Regions from separate parts of the Homo sapiens genome. Here region 2 is linked to region 1. Evidence: chromatin loops called from intact Hi-C (ENCODE). Cell type or tissue: CD14-positive monocyte. All regions are shown on one strand. Links, peaks and the distances in the headings refer to the core of each region. The heading gives the core; the rest is flanking DNA.

Evidence for each region. A loop is a pair of places that touch in the nucleus more often than their neighbours do. Peaks named below come from ENCODE experiments on the same cell type or tissue, not always from the same donor. Only the 100,000 strongest peaks of a DNase experiment are listed, where the experiment ranks them.
Region 2: a loop joins it to region 1, with 4 times the contacts of the local background. A loop is called at or near these places in 5 of 110 quality-filtered maps.

What each region holds. Positions count from the first base shown.
Region 1 is chr6:42,363,232-42,372,089 of GRCh38, forward strand. All of the region lies in intron 2 of TRERF1 (transcriptional regulating factor 1), which reads right to left. Among named protein-coding and RNA genes, the nearest start is that of TRERF1, 84 kb to the right of the region's middle. RefSeq lists an enhancer at 4,745-4,834. In CD14-positive monocyte, for the core only: no CTCF peak of the experiment used is centred there; DNase peaks (open chromatin) are centred at 1,380, 4,170, 4,610, 5,140 and 4 weaker places; H3K4me3 peaks cover 3,027 bases; H3K27ac peaks cover 7,825 bases.
Region 2 is chr6:42,310,967-42,319,824 of GRCh38, forward strand. All of the region lies in intron 3 of TRERF1 (transcriptional regulating factor 1), which reads right to left. Among named protein-coding and RNA genes, the nearest start is that of MRPS10, 98 kb to the left of the region's middle. RefSeq lists enhancers at 4,298-4,965, 5,034-5,093, 5,684-5,773. In CD14-positive monocyte, for the core only: no CTCF peak of the experiment used is centred there; DNase peaks (open chromatin) are centred at 5,205, 5,895 and 6,305; H3K4me3 peaks cover 1,128 bases; H3K27ac peaks cover 6,481 bases.

The DNA.
Region 1 (8,858 bases), core at 192-8,191:
AGGCTGCTGAGGAAGGTCCCGGGGGAGAAGAGGACTTAGGAGACCAAGACGTTCAACTTCATTCTGGTTATTCAGGCTCTAAACCCAAGTCATCATGGCTTTCCTCTTTCCCTCACACCCCACGTCTAATCCATCAGCAAAGGACGCCAGCTTCAACGTAAAGTAATATCCAGACCCTCACCGTTTCTCGACACCTCCACTGGTACCACTTTAGTCCAAGCAAGCAGCATCTCTCATTAGGTTATTGTGATAACCCCCTAATTAGTTGTCCCACTCCTCCCCTCACCTTTCTATAACCATGTCTTGGGGGTTGAACTGTGTCTCCCCAAGATTCCTATGTTGACATCCTGACCCCTAGGATCTCAGAATGTGGCATATTAGGAGACAGGGTCATTGAAGATGTCATATTAGGAAACAGGGTCATTGATGATATAAATAGTTAAGACGAGGTCCTACTGAAGTAGGATGGGGGTTCCTAATCCAAAATGACTCTGGTGTCCTTATAAAAAGGGGATATTTGGAAGATTGGAGGTTTTCTGCCACAAGCCAAGAAGCTACCCAGAGTTGGAAAGGAGCCCGAAACAGACCCTTCCCTGGAGTCTCCAGAGGAGCATGGCCCTGCCAACACCTTGATCTTGGACTTGCAGCCTCCAGAGCTGTGAGACAATAAATCTGTGGTTTAAGCCACCCAGTGTGTGGTACTTGGTTATAGCAGCCCAAGCTAACAAATACAGCATGCTCCCCAGAGCAGCCTAAGTGATCATTTAAAAATCACTCTTCTGCTCAGAACACTCCTGTAGTATTTCATCTGTATCAAAGTAAAAGCCAAAGTCCTTGAAATGGCCACAGTCCACATGACTTGGCTGGGCCTCCTCCCTGATGGACTGAGACACCTGACCTCTTCTCCTCCTACTCTGCCCTTCCTCCATTTCCTCCAGCCACAATGGCTTCCTCAAACATCCAGGCAGGCTCCTGCCTCAGCCCTCCATACTTGCTCTTCCCCATCCCTGGAGCACTCTTCCCCCAGGCATCTGTCACTTCCTACAGGTTTCTGCTCTCACGTCCTTTGCAGTGAGGCCCACCTCAAACCCCGGCCCCCTTCCTAGCCTCCTTCCCTGTTGTATTTCTCTTTGCAACCCTTATTACCACCTGACATTTATTATTTTTTTCATCCCCCTTTCCCCACTTCCCTTAGACTGTAAATTCCCTGAGAGCAGGGACATCGTATTATGGTGTGCCCAGAGCCTGGCACATAGTAGGTGCTCAAGAAATAGCTGTTGAAAGACTTTGTATGATGGAATCAAAGAAGCCAAGAGAAAAGAGAGTTGCAAGAAGGAGGAAGCTGTCCAGTGTCAAAAGCAGCAAAGAGCCCAGACAGATAAGGACTGAAGTGTCCGTTGTGTGTGGCAACATGGAAGCCGTGGGTGACCTTAGAGAGGGCAGCCCCTGCAGAAGGCAGGAGGCCTCTGCAGCAAACCCACCGGGTCCCTGCTCTGGACCAGGCATAAGCCCCCACCAGTGGAGGCCAGCCTGCGTGGGCTATGTTAGCGAAGGCAGATTATTTCCACACATCCATCTGTAAGGGGAGGAGAAAAGAGAAGGTAAGGCTGAGGGGTGTGAAGGGCTGAGGAAGTTGCTGCTGCAGGACTGAGGCGTGAGGTCCCAGGGGCCGCAGGAAGCATGGGGATCCCTGTCCAGGGAGAGGGTTCTCTCTGGCCAGGAGGAAGGATGTCTCTTTCTCTGAGTGCAAGGAAACCAGGTGGGAACGAGCCCAGATGCAGGTCAGCACACAGGAGGGCAGGTGGGAACCTGAGTGGGCTCGCCGTGGAGTAATATTTTCAGTGAACACAGAAGCCAGGTTGTCTCCTGAGTGGTGAAGGGCAGACAGGAGAGGAGGCTGGGGTGCACGTCCCACTGTGGGTATCAAGTGCGGGCGTGGCCCTGAAACCCAGCACCTCCTGACGTTTCTGCCCTAGGTGGCTTACTCTCTCACCCTAGTCCACACCCTGACTGGAGACAGCCAGCTGCTGGCCAGTATCCCAGAGGGCCCTGCTCTAGCCAGAGGCCGTGGTTTCGTAGAGGCACAATCTGCATGGATGTGGGGTTTTCTGTGACAGCCCTCAGTAGCCAGGGTTTAGGAGGAGAAGTTCCTAAAGCTGAATTCAAAGGCCCCAAGCAGTTCCATCTCTTTCTGTGAAGGCTTCATCATTCTCCCGGGCTCCCAGACTCAGAACCTCATACTCCACTCCCCTAATCCCTCCCAGTCACAAAACCATGCCTCTTCCCGCATGAGAAGATTCATTATTCCTTGAGCACCTACTAAGTGCTGGGTGTGTTACAAGTTAAAATCCTCAAACAAGAGTCCTGTGAAGTGTTTTTAGCCTCTATCTATAGATGACAAAACAGGTTGAAAGAGATGAAGTAATTTGCTCAAGGGCACACAGGTAGCAAGTGGCAGAGCTAAGATTTGAAACCTTCCACTTCCCTCTCGTCTTTTCTACATACACTACCACCACCCTAGTCCAAGTCCTCAACATTTCATTCCTAACTCTTGACATGATAAATGTCTCCTAAGTTACCTCCCAGCACTGCCCATTTACAGTTCACAAATCGAGACGGATCTTCTTACAGCATTGCATTTACTAATCCCGGCTCCATGCTTTGGCTTTGGAGGCTCCTCAATACAGGAACATTCCAAGCTCCACAGCCATCCCTTGGGATCCTTCATAAATGGTGCACATCTCCTTCTTCAATCTTGTTTCCCATGCGTACCTCTGCTCACCCCATCTGTAATCCCCTGCCCAGTCCATGCACCCCGTCAAGGTCCTAACACCCAGCACATTCCTCCCCTGCAGCTCTGCCCTCTGGCCACCCAGCTCCAGCCCTCTCCTGCAGTCTGCTGGGTGGCACCAACCCAGCTTACCAAGCTCTCCTGGCTCTTCTGAGCTCACTGCATCTAGCTTCTCTGGGCAAGAGCTCCCTGTGCCCATGTGGACTGCCAGCTTCTTGAGGGCAATGAATCGTGTATTGACAATGCTTGCAACTGCCCGCTGCTCAACACAGTGTCTCAGTTATTTGATCCACAGAACAATTCTGATGCTCAGGTGATATGATTCCAGAAGTTTTTCAGAAAATGTAGGAGAACCAAGATGGCCAAGTGAAGAGACACAGGGCCTTCTTGAAGCTGGGAGGCATACCTATTCTTCCTGTGCAGGAGGCACCAGAGTCCGGCACCTCCTAACATCCACTCTAACGGGGAGGAGGATGGCTGGGTTTGGCTCCTCCCTCCTCTTCCTGCACCTGCATATTCAAGGTCTTGGTGTCCTTCCTTTACCACCCTTTCACATGCTTTTGTAGACATAGATAGATATACTCTCTTCTTCCTTCTTCAAGGGAGAGCTTGAAATGTGAGAAATCCAGCTGTGTGGAGAAGCTCATGGTGACTGGCAGAACAGTCAGGACTGGGCAACCAGAAGCAGGAAAAAGAATATTCTATTTTGGGAAATGAGGAGCTGGACTGATCCACTTCGATCACCAGCTATGGACCACCATCTAACAATTCTGGGATTCCCAGAGCCACAAGAGGGAGATGCCTGGGAAAGGTGAAAATCAGCAAAACACTCAAGGGCCATCTGATCACCCCAGGCAGACAGGCAGATCTGGGTAACATGGGGCTGAGAGAAAACCACAGGTTTCAAGGGGATGCTGTCACCAAGATGCCCCATAAGAAATCAGGATCTGCCCAAACCAGGGGCAACCAAAGGGGCATTGTACTCCTCAGGACTTAGCTGAAGTCACAGGAGCACTGGAGTCAGGCCTGCGATCAAATCCTGACCTCGTCAGCCAGGTCAGCCTTCACCTCTTGGAGGCTGGCTCTGCATGAGTGACTGTGAGGCCTAAATAAAATTAAGTGTATAGAAGTATAATATCTAGCACAGGCCTGGCCTTACATAAGGGGCACACTCAGTGTTGCTCCCCTCCCCCTTTCCAGCCTTCAGACCTCACAGCTCTCTCCACTCTTACTAACAGAAACAAGCACAGAGGCCACAGAGCATTTCCCAGCAAGAAGGTTTGCAAAGAAGGATGGCAGAAGTCCGCAAAGAAACAAACAGGCCACCCCACTGCTGGTAAGAGAGAAGCACCGGACCTCGGTGAATGCCCGGGTTTCAAAACACACAAAGCTCCGAGCCTCTGATTGTACCTAAACAGGAAGTTTGTGACAAACTTAGAAAACACGCATGCACAATGGCAAGAGGCTGCACGCCACTGAGAAAAGATGAAATCCGGCCCTGCTGGGGGCTCTGTGTGGAGGAGAGGCGTGCAGAGCCAACACTCCCACCGCACCAAGATCTTCCTGGCTGTAGGGAGGCACCCTTACCCTGGGCTTCTCCTCACCCCAAGCATGGGAGGGATTTGGGCCAAAATGTGTGGAGCTGCTCTGGTTTCCAAAGCCAGGCTCTGCTCACCCCCTCCTGCTCTCTCTCCCACCCCTACCCACTCAGGCATCTAGGACATCAGGTACTCCCAACAGCTGGCAGGGGCCTGGTGACTGAGGTGTATAGCAGGGGACCATTTTTCAGCTGGGAGATCTTAGCACAGAAAGGGGAAGTGACACACAGAGGTCCCGCAGAGCTCCCATCCCCGATCTGATCTCCATCTGGCTGCCCGGCCAGCGTCTGTATCATCGGGCCCTTTAGCATTCCACAATGGGGTCCTCAGCTGCCATCTCCTTCCACTTTGACACCCTGCCTGGCCCTAACATTTTTACTTGCATTGCTCACACCAGTATGGGGCTCGATAACTTCAGTTCACTTATCTGAAAGTGCAGGCAAATGTGGACACAATCTGTGTCTCATCTCAAGTAGAGGACAAACTTGGGAGATTGTTCACAATCTCCCAAGTGCCCGTGGAATGGGCCCTGCATCCAGGCAGTATACTTGGTGGCTGTGCTCCAGTAAATACTCGGTAGATTAATACACAACATCAATACCTTCCTATTGTACCTCCCCAACCAGGTTATGTCCCACTTGTCTCTGAGTCACCCTCAGCAAGGACAGGTCCCTCTACCCCTCCTGAGTGGAGGGCCCAGCTGTAAACTCAGTCTCCTGATGGTTGGCTCCTCGGCGCCCCCACACAGCACCTCCCGCAGTGGTTTCCTCGCCCCCCCAAGTTAGGTTCCTTTTTAAAAAAATGACTCATTTAGGAAGAGACAAAACCAAGAACTTCAATGGTAAAGATAAAACAGCAAGCACCAAGACTCTAAACACCTCCCACTCCATGTAGAATTTAGATCCGATAAAGCTTCCCCAAACTGGACCTCCTAATTTGGAACTTACGGTATACACAATTCTTCTAGCAAAGACACTTCCAGTAATGTCTCAATGTTTCAGCGTCTTCTTTACAAATAGAGATGGCCCCAGGACTCCAGGCAGTAGTTTTTTCAAAATGAGGGAATGAGAAATTAAAGATTAAAGTCCACGCTTTGGACTTCTGGGTCAAAAAAGTAATTATTTGATGTTTTACTACATTTATGATTCTAATTTATTGATTGCAGGACATAGGCATTATATCACAGGCCTAATGAGAATTATGGGGAGTTTTTTAGTTAAAAAATGACTTCTTGGTATGTAAGAAGTTTATGACATTTGTGCACAGTATCTGAAAGGAATGAAATTATATGATACAATACAGAGAATAGTAACATTTTAGGGCTAAAATGAGCAATTAAGATGACCCGAATCCAGGGGTTCCCAATGTTAGCTGCATTTCTGAAAAAAATTCCCAGGCTCCCCAAGATTCTGACACATTCAGTCTGGAGTGGGGCTCTGACATCAACTGTTTCCTTTTATAAGTTTCCCAGTGATTTTAATGTGCCTACAGGGTTGAGAACTGCTTATCTGCAGATAAGAAGGCTGGGATCTAAAAAAAACTGAGGAGGCCAGGCACGGTGGCTCACATCTATGATCCTAGCACTTTGGGAGGCCAAGGCGGGTGGATCACTTGAGGTCAAGAGCTCCAGACCAGCCTGGCCAACATGGTGAAACCCCGTCTCTACTAAAAATACAAAAGTTAGCCAGCATGGTGGCAGGTGCCACCCAGCTACTCAGGAAGCTGAGGCATGAGAATCGCTTGAACCTGGGAGGCAGAGGTTGCAATGAGCCAAGATCAAGCCACTGCACTCCAACCTGGGCAACAGAGCGAGACTCCAACTCAAAAAATATGAACAAACAAACAAACAAACTGAGGAGTCCAAAACTGCATAGTCAGTCAGACCCAAAACCAGAACTGAATCTAAAATCTGCACCCCCACCCAGTCCGGTTCTACACGTTTGCTCAGGTTTTTGGTATTCACAGATTTGCTAAAACTTTTTTTTTAAACAAACAAACAAAAGAGGGGACTAACTAGGGCTGCCAACTTTTGTTTTGTCAAGCAAAGGTATTTTACAAATATCTACCAGTTATCATACTATTACCACTTCCTGATGTGTCTCTTGTCTATTTGCATACCTGCTGCCCTCTCTGGCCCAGTCTCCACCCAGGAGGTAAAATTTCACAATATCTGGCCCCGCCCACTGTTGCATTCACCTTCACTCACCCTGCTCCTTATGACAAATCCAATCAAAACCCAGGCCTAAAAACTTCTCCGTCTCCTCCTTCTCTAACTCCAGTTTCTGAAAGTCTCTTCTGTAACCACAAACTACTTCCCAGTCCCTCTAAACCTACCCTTCACCTTCCTCCTGACCTCCACATGAAAACATCTGTACAAGCCATACTAACAGTTTTGCTATTCCACACACATTATCCCTTCTAAATGTCTCCCCTACCAACGATATACCAGCAACTATTCAAAGAGGCTGCCTCTGAGGAGCAGAATTAGGGGGTAAAGGATGGATGCAGGGGAAGGGGGGGTCTCTTTATACCCTACCATTCGAATTTGGGAAAGCATATATTCTTTTCAATGGACACAAATCACACATACACACATACACACAGCAGGTTACAAAATGCATCTCTGATTTGCTTCTGTATTTATAAAAACACAAAAAATTGTCTGGGAAGTATGCATGTCCAGGTTCTAAATGTAAACGATATCTGAGTGGTGGGATTATGGGTGACATTATTTTCACTTCCCTTTCCTCTTTGTTATCTTTGTTATGTTTTGTTTACATAACAAAGAAAAAATAATAGTTTAAAACCTGAACCAGAGCTGGGCATGGTGACACATGCCTATAGTCTCAGCTACTTGGGAGGCTAAGGCAAGGGAATCACTTGAGTGCCTGGGCAACATAGCAAGATCCCATCTCTTTAAACAAAAACCATGAACCAAGGCATTATCTGATGTCCGAAACCTACATAGTTTAAAAAGCAAAGGTACCAGAGCAGGTCACAGACTGGCATAGAGAATTATCTCTTTTCTGTAAAATGAAGGGTCTTCCCCAGCCAGGCCCTCCTGGCTTCTGTGCGTGGCCTGGGTCCTGAGTCTACCACTGGCATTGACCCCAAGTCAACCCTTGGCCCTGCCAGCCCCCAAGAACAGATGCAGAAGAAATGTCCTCACATAGGTATAAAGCCCCTTCCAGAGCCTCTCTGGCCTTCTGAGGTCACCCCCTATCAGCTCTCCCTGGCCCCTGAGGAGGATCCACTATCCTCTCCTGAGTGTCTCCTCTGAGCCCTGGTTTTCGCTGTTTTCCTCTATGTTTTTCCCAGGCTATGCTCCCCAAGGCTTTCTGAGTCTCTGCAAAGGGGAGCAGCCACATACAATCCAAGTAACCCTCAGGCCCACAACCTGTAAATCAGGAGCCCAGAAACTCTTTAGATGGAGTGCAAACGGTGGGATTCTCCACAGTCCCCACGGCTCCCTAATGTTTTACAAGGCAGTGAAGAGGGGTGGCGGAGTGCTCTAGGCAGCAAGAACAGAACTGAGAGTTCAAAGGCCTGGAGGTCAGAGGGTAGGTGATGTGTTCAGGGAAGTAAAAGGCATTCAGGATAACTGGAGTGTCTCTGAGCACGTCCAAGGCCTAGCAGAGAGAAAACTCTAAGGAAACTTACCAAAATTCACAAGGGCCAGCAAAGAAGGGCCTAAACAAAGAACTCTCAACCTTTCATCTGCTGTGTCTCCTTCCAAATGCTTCCTCACTTGATCTACCCTTCCAGTGTCTAGGAGGATCTAGGCCAACAGGAGTGGGTGGCAAAATAGGAATAGAGAAAAAAGAAATGAGATTAAGCAGCCCCACACAGGAGGCAGACTGAGGTCCTCCCAATGTAGCGGTTCCCGAGGCCAAGAGACCTGATGCTCAACCCCCTCCTTGGCATCAGCTCCAAAGGCAAAGGACATTTGCAATGTATCCAAACTTCTGGGGCTCTCGAGGTAGCTTTTTAAAGAACTTTGAGACTTCAAGAGTGCCAAAACACAGATTGGCATGCTCAACCAGATGCATCTGTGACCTGTGTGAGGCCTTCTGGGGAACCCTACAGAGCTGGACTAGCATTCAGCCCCTGTCCTATAAGAAAGAAGCCATTGGCAATTCTGTCTCCTTAAATGTCCCCCCACATTGTGCTTGTATATGGCAAGCTCATCTGCTCAGGGGGAAATCTTGCCCTGTAGCAGCACTGTTCTGTTTAAGTAGGAGGTATGTGCCTGTTTTCCCTCCCTCAAAATCTCAACTAAGGCTGGGCGCAGTGGCTCATCCCTGTAATCTCAGCATTTTGGGAGGCCAAGGAGGGTGGATCACTTGAGGTCAGGAGTTCGAGATCAGCCTGGCCAACATGGTGAAACCCCGTCTCTACTAAAAATACAAAAATTAGCCGGGCATGGTGGCAGGTGCCTGTAATCCCAGCTACTCAGGAGGCTGAGGCAT
Region 2 (8,858 bases), core at 259-8,258, 52 kb before region 1:
CTGCATGTAAACCACAATCTGCTGTTGGTTAGGTGTAGAGATATATCACTCATTCAGTTGTGCATTCATCTATTTATTTATAAATATTTATTGAGCACCTACTATATGTTGGGTACTCTTCTAGTGTTGGAAACACAGCAGGAAACAAATAAAAGGTCCCTGCCTTTGTGGAGCAGATAGTCTAGTGGAGGAGAATAACAATATACAAGTAAGCAGGCATGTGTGCAATGTCATGGCAGGTATGATGAATGTTATGAAGGGAAATAAAGCAGGGTAAGGGTCAGAGGAGTGATGAACATGGGTGGCGCCTATTCATGGTCACCTGAAAAGGTGACATCTGGGCATAGGCCTAAATGAACTGGCTGAACCAGGTGACTCAGGGAAGGAAGAGAGTCCCAGGCAGAGGACACAGCAGCTGTGTCCTTCCACTCTTTGGTGGAATGAACTTGGTGGAGGGAGCCGGCAGGTGCGGTCAGCAAGGCAGGAGGCCAGGCTGTAGGCATGAGATCATGGAGGGGCCGGGCGCGGTGGCTCACTCCTGTAATCCCAGCACTTTGGGAGGCCGAGGTGGGTGGATCACAAGGTCAGGAGATCGAGACCATCCTGGCTAACATGATGAAACCCCGTCTCTACTAAAAATACAAAAAAAATTAGCCGGGCGTTGTGGCGGGCGTCTGTAGTCCTAGCTACTCGGGAGGCTGAGACAGGAGAATGGCGTGAACCTGGGAGGCAGAGGTTGCAGTGAGCCAAGATCGTGCCACTGCACTCCAGCCTGGGCAACTGAGCAAGACTCCGTCTCAAAAAAAAAAAAAAAAAAAAAAAAAGAGATCATGGAGGGTTGTGAGCAGAGGAGAGATGGGGTCTGATTCACTTTTCACGTGGAGAACAAACTACAAGAGGACAAGAGTGGAGAAAGCTGTTGTCGTCTTCCAAGTAAGAGAGGGTGCTGGCTTATTAATAATTCATTAATTAAACCATCAACATTAATACAAATTATCTATTGGGCCAATGCTATTACTCTTTTATTTCAGACATATCATGGGGAGACCAGGCATCGCATTCCAGCTACTTCTACAGAAAAATGCATTCTGAGTTCCATGATCAACTTGAAACCTTTTCCATCCACCTTGGTTTTAAGCTGGGTACTGTGTGGTTGGATAGAAGACAGCAGGAAAGGGAGTCAGGGATGAGGGCAGATTAACAGGAGGAAAAAAGGGCATCTCCCCTCATCATGCCCTTTTCCCCAGAGCCACCAGAGAAGAGCAGTCTGAATGGAACCTTCCTATCATACTCCTTCCAAGGTTTGTTGGGCAGCAGATAGATGAGCCCCAGCTGTTCTGCTCCAGGCTGGCTCTCCCAGAAGGATGGCACTGCAGCTGTGTCCAAAAGAGAGCTACGGAGTCTTTCTCAGAAGCGGGGAGCCCCTACTTTAGAGTTTCCGAAGATTCAAGGCAGCACTGGATCACGGAGTCAGTAGAAGTGGGGCAGAAGAATCCCCCTGTGCCGCTTACAAAACGCACAACAGGCATGTCAGCCAATCTCTCTGATCCTCGGCATTCCCCTCTGTAAAATGGAAACAACCTCCTTGGCCTCTCAGAGTGGTTATGATGGGTCAAAGCAGACAATGCTGGCGCTGGGTGTGCCGAGGTCTGGGCATCTGCACCTTCGGGAGCAGATACAGATGCTCCATCCTCCACGGGCATATGGATTTGTGCTGTACTCACATCCAGGTAATTTGGCTTTACCCATGGAAAGGGGCTTCCCTTTCATTAATTCATCGACTCCACACACATGCACTGGGTCTTAGTGCCGGGTGTGGTGTTTGGAAGAACAGTCAGAGGCAGCCCCCACTCTCCAGGAACACAAGGGCAGAGTGGGAGACAGACACGAAATAGGTTCTACCAATGTTCCTTCTCCTTCAGTGCCTGGTTGCCCAAATAGTTTTCTTGCCTTCAGACTAGAGCCACCAGCCTTTTGGGGCCTACAGATTCCCCTCATCTACCCATAGCTTGCAGCCTCGACCCTGGGGCAGTGCCCTCTGCTCATTTCCAGACTGGGAAGCAGGCCTGATTGTTTCTGCTGAAGCAGGAAAAGATGGTGAGAGAAAGGCAGGGCTGGCTGTGTAGAGAGGGGAACCAGCAGAAGTTTTGCCTTCAATAAGGCTTTCCTTCCAGCCCACACTTCCAGGACACCCACTTGTGACCCTGAGATCGCCTGGGGTTCGGCATCTCTCTGGTGCTTCCCAAGGAACGTCTTCAAGAGAAGGCTCCGGCTCTGAGTCATCTGAAGCAGAGAGGAGACCTTGTAAAAATAACTCTAAGTATGAAGCTCCTGTATTCATATTATTCACGATACAAAGAACAAAAAAGCAGGGCAGGAAGCAGAGGAGGAAAGTGTCGTTCACATCAGTTTTCTTCATATGACAAGCAGCCAGGAACTCAATTGCTAAGCCTCATCTCTCTCTCTCTGTTTCTCTCTCTTTCCTTGGAGCGATTACATAAGCTGGAAAAGGGGTCTTCTCTGCAACATCCTAACTCTCCCAAGAGTCCCTCTCCATCTGTCACCTGTAAATCTGAGCCTTCCCAGTAACGCTTACCGGGATGCAAACGTGCTCAAGTTGTGCACTCTCCTGGGATGTGGGCCCCAGAACAAGGAATTCCCTTGAAGACCCAAGGGCCTTCACTGAGCCCCAGGAGTGGGATTTCTGGCAATGTGACCATATGAGGGAGAACCTATTGGGGAGGCTGGCAGGGTTGGCCAGGTCTCTGAAGGCATATGTGGTGGGGCTTCCTTGAAAGACCTTGGATTTCAACATGTTAGGATATGTGGGCCTCAGGAACTCTCCTGGTCATATTCAGGACTTCCTGGGCTCCAAGCGGGGAGGTGCTGCAGACTCACTTCTACGTTGCCTTCTGAGAGCCATGGTCTTTATGGATCATGGAGGTAAGGACAGGGATTTTGAGACAAGGATGAGAGCCTATTAAGAGAAAAAGCAAAGGAATGAGACCGGAAGCCGGGAGAGATGAGAAATAAACAAGATCCTGGGAAACAGGGAACAGCTGGAGGTGCGGCCCTAAAGGGTTTTTTTTTTGTGCTTATCAGGCACGCCCCTTTCTGGAGAGGTGCCATAGTGGTGGTCCTGACCTCTTGTGGCTCATAACTGAAGACAAACTAATTACTTTTAGACAAATGCATGTACATATTAGGAAATGAAAACCTCCACCATGGCATGGTAAGTATAAGCTTCAGCTAAATTCAGAACCCTAGCTGATGCCAGTAAAAAGAACTATTAGCAAATTCACTGCTTTGTGCTTTGTAAACATCTCTATTCACAAGAAAACATGCTTTAGAGTATGAGTCTACCCTGATCGAACTCTTCATCAACATAAATCCCTGGTTTTACAACAAGAAGCCAAGCTCACCCGATGCTTTCAAATGTGCACAGTTAAACTAGGGCAGAGGTCCCAGCAAGCCTTGCAAAATTAAGCTCATGCATCTAAAAAAATACTGGCCGAGTGCCTCAATGCTAGGCATTGTTCTCCGTGACTGGCACGCAACAGTGAACAAAGAAGACAAAACTCCCTGCCCTCATGGAGATTTCATTTTAATAGGGAGAAACAGAAAATAAAAATTATTATAATTAAAGTGTATAGTGTATTAGATGGCTGTAGATGCTATGGGAAAAAACAAAGTAGGAAATAGTCAGGGAAGCCCTCTCTGAGAAGGTGACATCTGAGCAAATGCCTGAAGGAATAAGAACAATGAGATCTGGGGAAAGAGCATTCTAGGAGGAGGAACAGCAAGAGCCCTGTGGTGGGTACATGCCGGATGTGACTGAGGAATTAGAAGGGTGTGGCTGGGACAGTGAAAACCAGGAGGAAAGCAGTAGGAACAAGGTCAGAGATTCTAAACGTGATTTTAAAACAAAACAGAAGTATAAACTTGATGGAGCGAATAGGTTGGTCGCATAGGGTGCTTAGGAAAGGCCAAGGTAAGGAGGTGTCAGTTGAGCTGAGACCTAAATGAGCAAAGCATGAAGATGTGAGGAGAGAACGTTCACAGCAGTGGTGACAGCGAGTGCAGTGGCTCTGGCAGGGATGAGCGTGCATGTGGCAGGTGTGCAGTGGGTGGGATGAGGCAGCGTGGTAGGACGGGGTCTCCATTATGTAGGGTAGTGGTCTCCACCTGGAGTGATTTTGCCTTCCAGAGGACATTTGGCAGTGTCTAGAAACATTTCTGTGTCACGACTAGGGAAGTGCTATTGGCACCTGGTGGGCAGAGATGCTGCTAAACATCTTACAATGTGCAGGACAGTCCCTTTCAAGACAGAATTCACTAGCTCCAAATGTCAATAGCACTAAGGTTGACAAACCCTGGTGCAGGGCCTCACAAGTCACAGTAAGAAGTCTGGGTGCTCACAGAAGCACATGCCAAGGACTTTCTAATGCCTCGTGCCTGCTGGAGTGTGATCCTTACACGTGGCACATCCAGGTCTAGAGTATGGCACATTGGGATGAAAGAGAAGGGCGCTAGGATCGGCGCTTAGAGCACAGAAGCAGGGGTAGAGGCAAAGAGGCTGTGACGAGGTCACCCTAACCTAACTTGGAGCTAAGAGGGAGCTCCTGGAGTAGAGACAAAGGAGGTCAAATGAAGGGGGGCCATCGGGCTGTCTTCTAGCAGCTGATATCCTTCAAGAGACCAGGTGGGGCCCCTGGGTCAGGGTTGGGGAGAGGAACACCACCCCCCCCCCCACCCACTGCCACCCCCTAACGTCATAGTGAAGTGTCTGAGGGCTGGAGAACGCTGCAAGTCTGAGCAGTGTGGAAGGCACAGGTTGGGACCAGTGTGCAGACAGCTCAAGGCTCAAGAAGGACATCACCAGCAGAAACACAGGCAGAGGCTGAAGAGGAGGGACTTGGGTGGGGGTGCTCTCCTTTCAGGGGAGAGGACCCCCACACCTACCCTCACGGTACCTGGAAGATGCACATGAGGACCCAAGGGAGGCCTAAAAAATAAGAGGCTGTTTTGGGATGATCTCAGATTTGGTTCTTCCTGCAGAATGAGTTGTTCTCTGCTCCACTGGGGGTGGGGGCACCTGGACGTCAGGCTGCCTGGCTAATGGGTCTACACAAATGACATTTCGAGTCACAAGTTATTTAATTTCTCCGCCAAAGTCAAGAAAGTCCATGGGTCTGGGGAAGTGGCTGTGATGACCAATGACTCTGGCACGCAGTTAACCCCAAGCATGCACCTCCTCCTCCCCGCATTGCTAATCTTGATGATTCATCCAGAGAGGCTGGTCTGCCTCAGTGGAAAGAAAATCTAGGTGAGGGTCTCATTACTAAGAAATGAGAAAAATGCCTCAATGTAGAGGCAGGTCAGAACCCTTCCTGGTCACTATCCAAAGAAGCTTTTCTAACTTGGGGAGGACAGATGAAGGGGACTGCCTCATAGTGACTTTGTTCTAACAAAATTTTGGATGGCATTTTCAGGTGCCTGCTTATGTGTGCACAAGCAGGCAGACACCTTCATTAATACTCTTGAAACCACCTTTGCAAAGATTATGACAGTGACAGGAGTCTAGCATGGCTGACTCCATCTTGCCTCTAGCCTCACAAGCCAGCTGTCCTCCCTCATTCCTGGGTGTAGACCAAGCTAACCATGGGAGGAATTTAGTTTATTGTTTTAACTTTGAAGCAAGGATGATAACAGTCCCTCCCTGAAACGAACCCCCTCCTTGCTCAGGGACCAAAATCGCCTTTGTCTTGGTAATGAAAGGCCACAAGATTAGGATTATGGGAGGGGCCTGAATTCTGCTAACATGTAGGTGTAGCTAAAGGATAACCAGCCATTCCCCTCCACCGCCCCCAGCTTGCCTTTTTATAATCCCTTGCTACTCATGAGTCATGTGGCCAGAGGTCACAAGATTTGTGACTTCCCCAATTGCTCCTATAGATAACATCACTATTGTAGAACTTAAGATGGGTCTTTTGAGATGCTTTTCAGACTTTTGCATTCTGGCAACCATCTGACTCTACCTGGACCTGGGACTCATGACAACCTGTCCTGTGGCCCCCTAATGTAGAGGCTGACTCAGCACACAAGGACCATTTTCCACACCCCTACGATTTCAACCTTCACCAATCAGCAGCTCCCATTCCCCTGTCCACAAAATTATCCGTAGAACACCCTAGCCTCTGAGTTCTCTGGGAGACCAATTTGAGTAATAACTCCAGTCTTTCTGCTTGGCTGGCTCTGCCTTAAACTGTTTGTCTACTACAATACTGTGGTCTCAGTGAATTGGTTTTGTCTGTGCAGGAGGAAGGAAGAACCTGTTGGGTAATTATACCCTCACTCAGCACTAATTTCCTCCTCAGTAGTTTTTGTTTGTTTGTTTGTTTGTTTTGAGACAGAGTCTTGCTCTGTTGCCCAGGCTGGAGTGCAGTGGCATGATCATGGCTTGCTGCAGCCTCAACCTCCCAGGCTCAAGCAATCCTCCCACCTCAACCTCTCAAGAAGCTGGGACTACAGGTGCGCACCATTATCCCCGGCTAATTAAAAAATTTTTTATAGAGACAGGGTCTCATTTTGTTGCCCAGGCTGCTCTTGAACTCCTGGGCTCAAGCAAGCCTCCCGCCTTGGCCTCCTAAAGTGCTGGGATTACAAGCGTGAGCTCCCAGACCTCAATAATTTTTAAAATAACAGTCTTCTCCACATCTAAAACATGTTCACTGTAAAAATTTTAGAAAACAGATACAAAATAAAAAGAAGAAAAACTCCATCACTTGTTGAGAATTATTTTTTTTTTTGCTAAACTTTTTAAGATATAGTTGAGATTATATTGTATACATAATTTTGAATCCTGCTTATAAAATAAGCATTTTGTCATGTTGTTAAAAGTTCTAGGCTAGGCACGGTGGCTCACACCTGTAATCCCAGCACTTCAGGAGGCCGAGGCAGGCGGATCACCTGAGGTTAGGAGTTCAAGACCAGCCTGGCCAACATGGCAAAACCCCGTCTCTACTAAAAATACAAAAATTAGCTGGGCGTGGTGGCAGGCGCCTGTAATCCCAGCTACTTGGGAGGCTGAGGCAGGAGAATCGCTTGAACTTGGGAGGTGGAGGTTGTAGTAAGCCGAGATCACCCCACTACACTCTAGTCTGAGTAACAGGGCGAGACTCTGTCTCCAAAAAAAAAAAAAAGCTCTTTGTAAATACTAGTTTTAACCATTGAATAATAATCCACTCTAACGCTACAAGAAATAGAGGTCCATATTCTCCAAGGTCTTATTTCGCTGAATACAAGTAGTTTTAAACCAGCCCCCAACACTGAATACAGGAAATTTCTGAGCACTTAATAATGAGTGCCAGGCACTCTACCCCTACCATGTAGGGTGGCTGTGGGGAGGGCTAACATTGGACTGACATAGACAAAATTTCTTTCTTTTCTACAGTCTTGGGATCTCTACACTTCACTTGGTGGAGGGTCATATTCCACTGTTTTCAGTGAAACAGCCAAGACGAACCCTTCATTCAGTTAAGAGGAAGCTCCAGGCTCTAGTTAGGCACTGGAAGTAAAGGAAATGTGGGTTAGGTCCCAAGAAGCAGAGGTAATGTGGACAACTGAAAGGCTCCAGAATGGATACTCAGGGGCTGGACAACTACAGCCTGAAGGCCAATCCGCTGCCTGTTTATGTAAATAAAGCTTTATTAGAACATAGCCACACCCATTCATTTCAGTATTATCTATGGCTGCTTTCAGCTGCAACAAGCAGAGTTCAGTAGCTGCAATAGAGACCATGGCTGCAAGCCCAAAATATGTAGTACCTGGTCCTTGAAGACAACATTGTTTGATTCCTGTATTGGGAGGCCAACCATCCTCCAAAATAGATGCTCTCCCTTCTTTGGCTAAGAGTCCTCACTTAGAAGTACTCTGAAGTGTGGCCAGCCAGAGACTACATTTCCCATCTCCTCCTGCAGCAAGGTGGAACTCCCTGACCAGTTCTCTCCAATGAAATGTGGGCCAAGTAACTTGTATCGCTTTTGGGCCAAGGTGGTTAAGAAGCAGGTGAGCCTTCTCCATCTTCTGTTTCCCTTCCACCTGAATGAAGAGTCCTCATAGGCCTGTGGCAGTGTTTCTCCACCTTTTCTTCATTGTTGCCCTCCTAAGGGGACTTTTTAGACATTTTTTTTCCCTAATTACTTTCCTCCATGACATTTTCACACCACAGATATACTCTATATCTGTTTATGTACCATGTAGATGTTTGTGATTTATGCATCAAAATGTAAGATTTTTCAGCCTCCAAGATCTTTGCCCCCTTGGGCATGATACTGCCCCCATTAAAGATGCATGCTCCAGAGTATAGCAGAGTGACAGAGGCAAGGCATGTAGATCCCTAAATTACCTTGTAGAGGAAAGCCAGTTACAACCAGAAACACTTGCATTGACTGTTACAAGGGCAAGAAATAAACTTCCTTCATGTTAAACTCCTGAAATGTGGGAGATGATTACAGCAGCTAATGTTGCCCTAACCAATACAAGCTTTTAATTTGATTGTTAAAAAAAGTATGAGCCTGGCACACTGGCTCATGCCTGTGATCCCAGCATTTTGGGGGGCTGAGGCAGGAGGATCACTTGAGCCCAGGAGTTCGAAACTAGGCTGAACAACATAGGGAAACCCCATGTCTACAAAAAAATGTAAAAATTAACTGGGTGTGATGGTGTGTGCCTGTGGTCCCAGCTACCTGGGAGGCTGAGGTGGAAGGATTGCTTGAGCCTGGGAGGTCAAGGCCATGATTGTGCCACTGCACTCCAGCCTGGGTGACAGAGTGAGACTGTGTTTCAAAAAAAAAAAA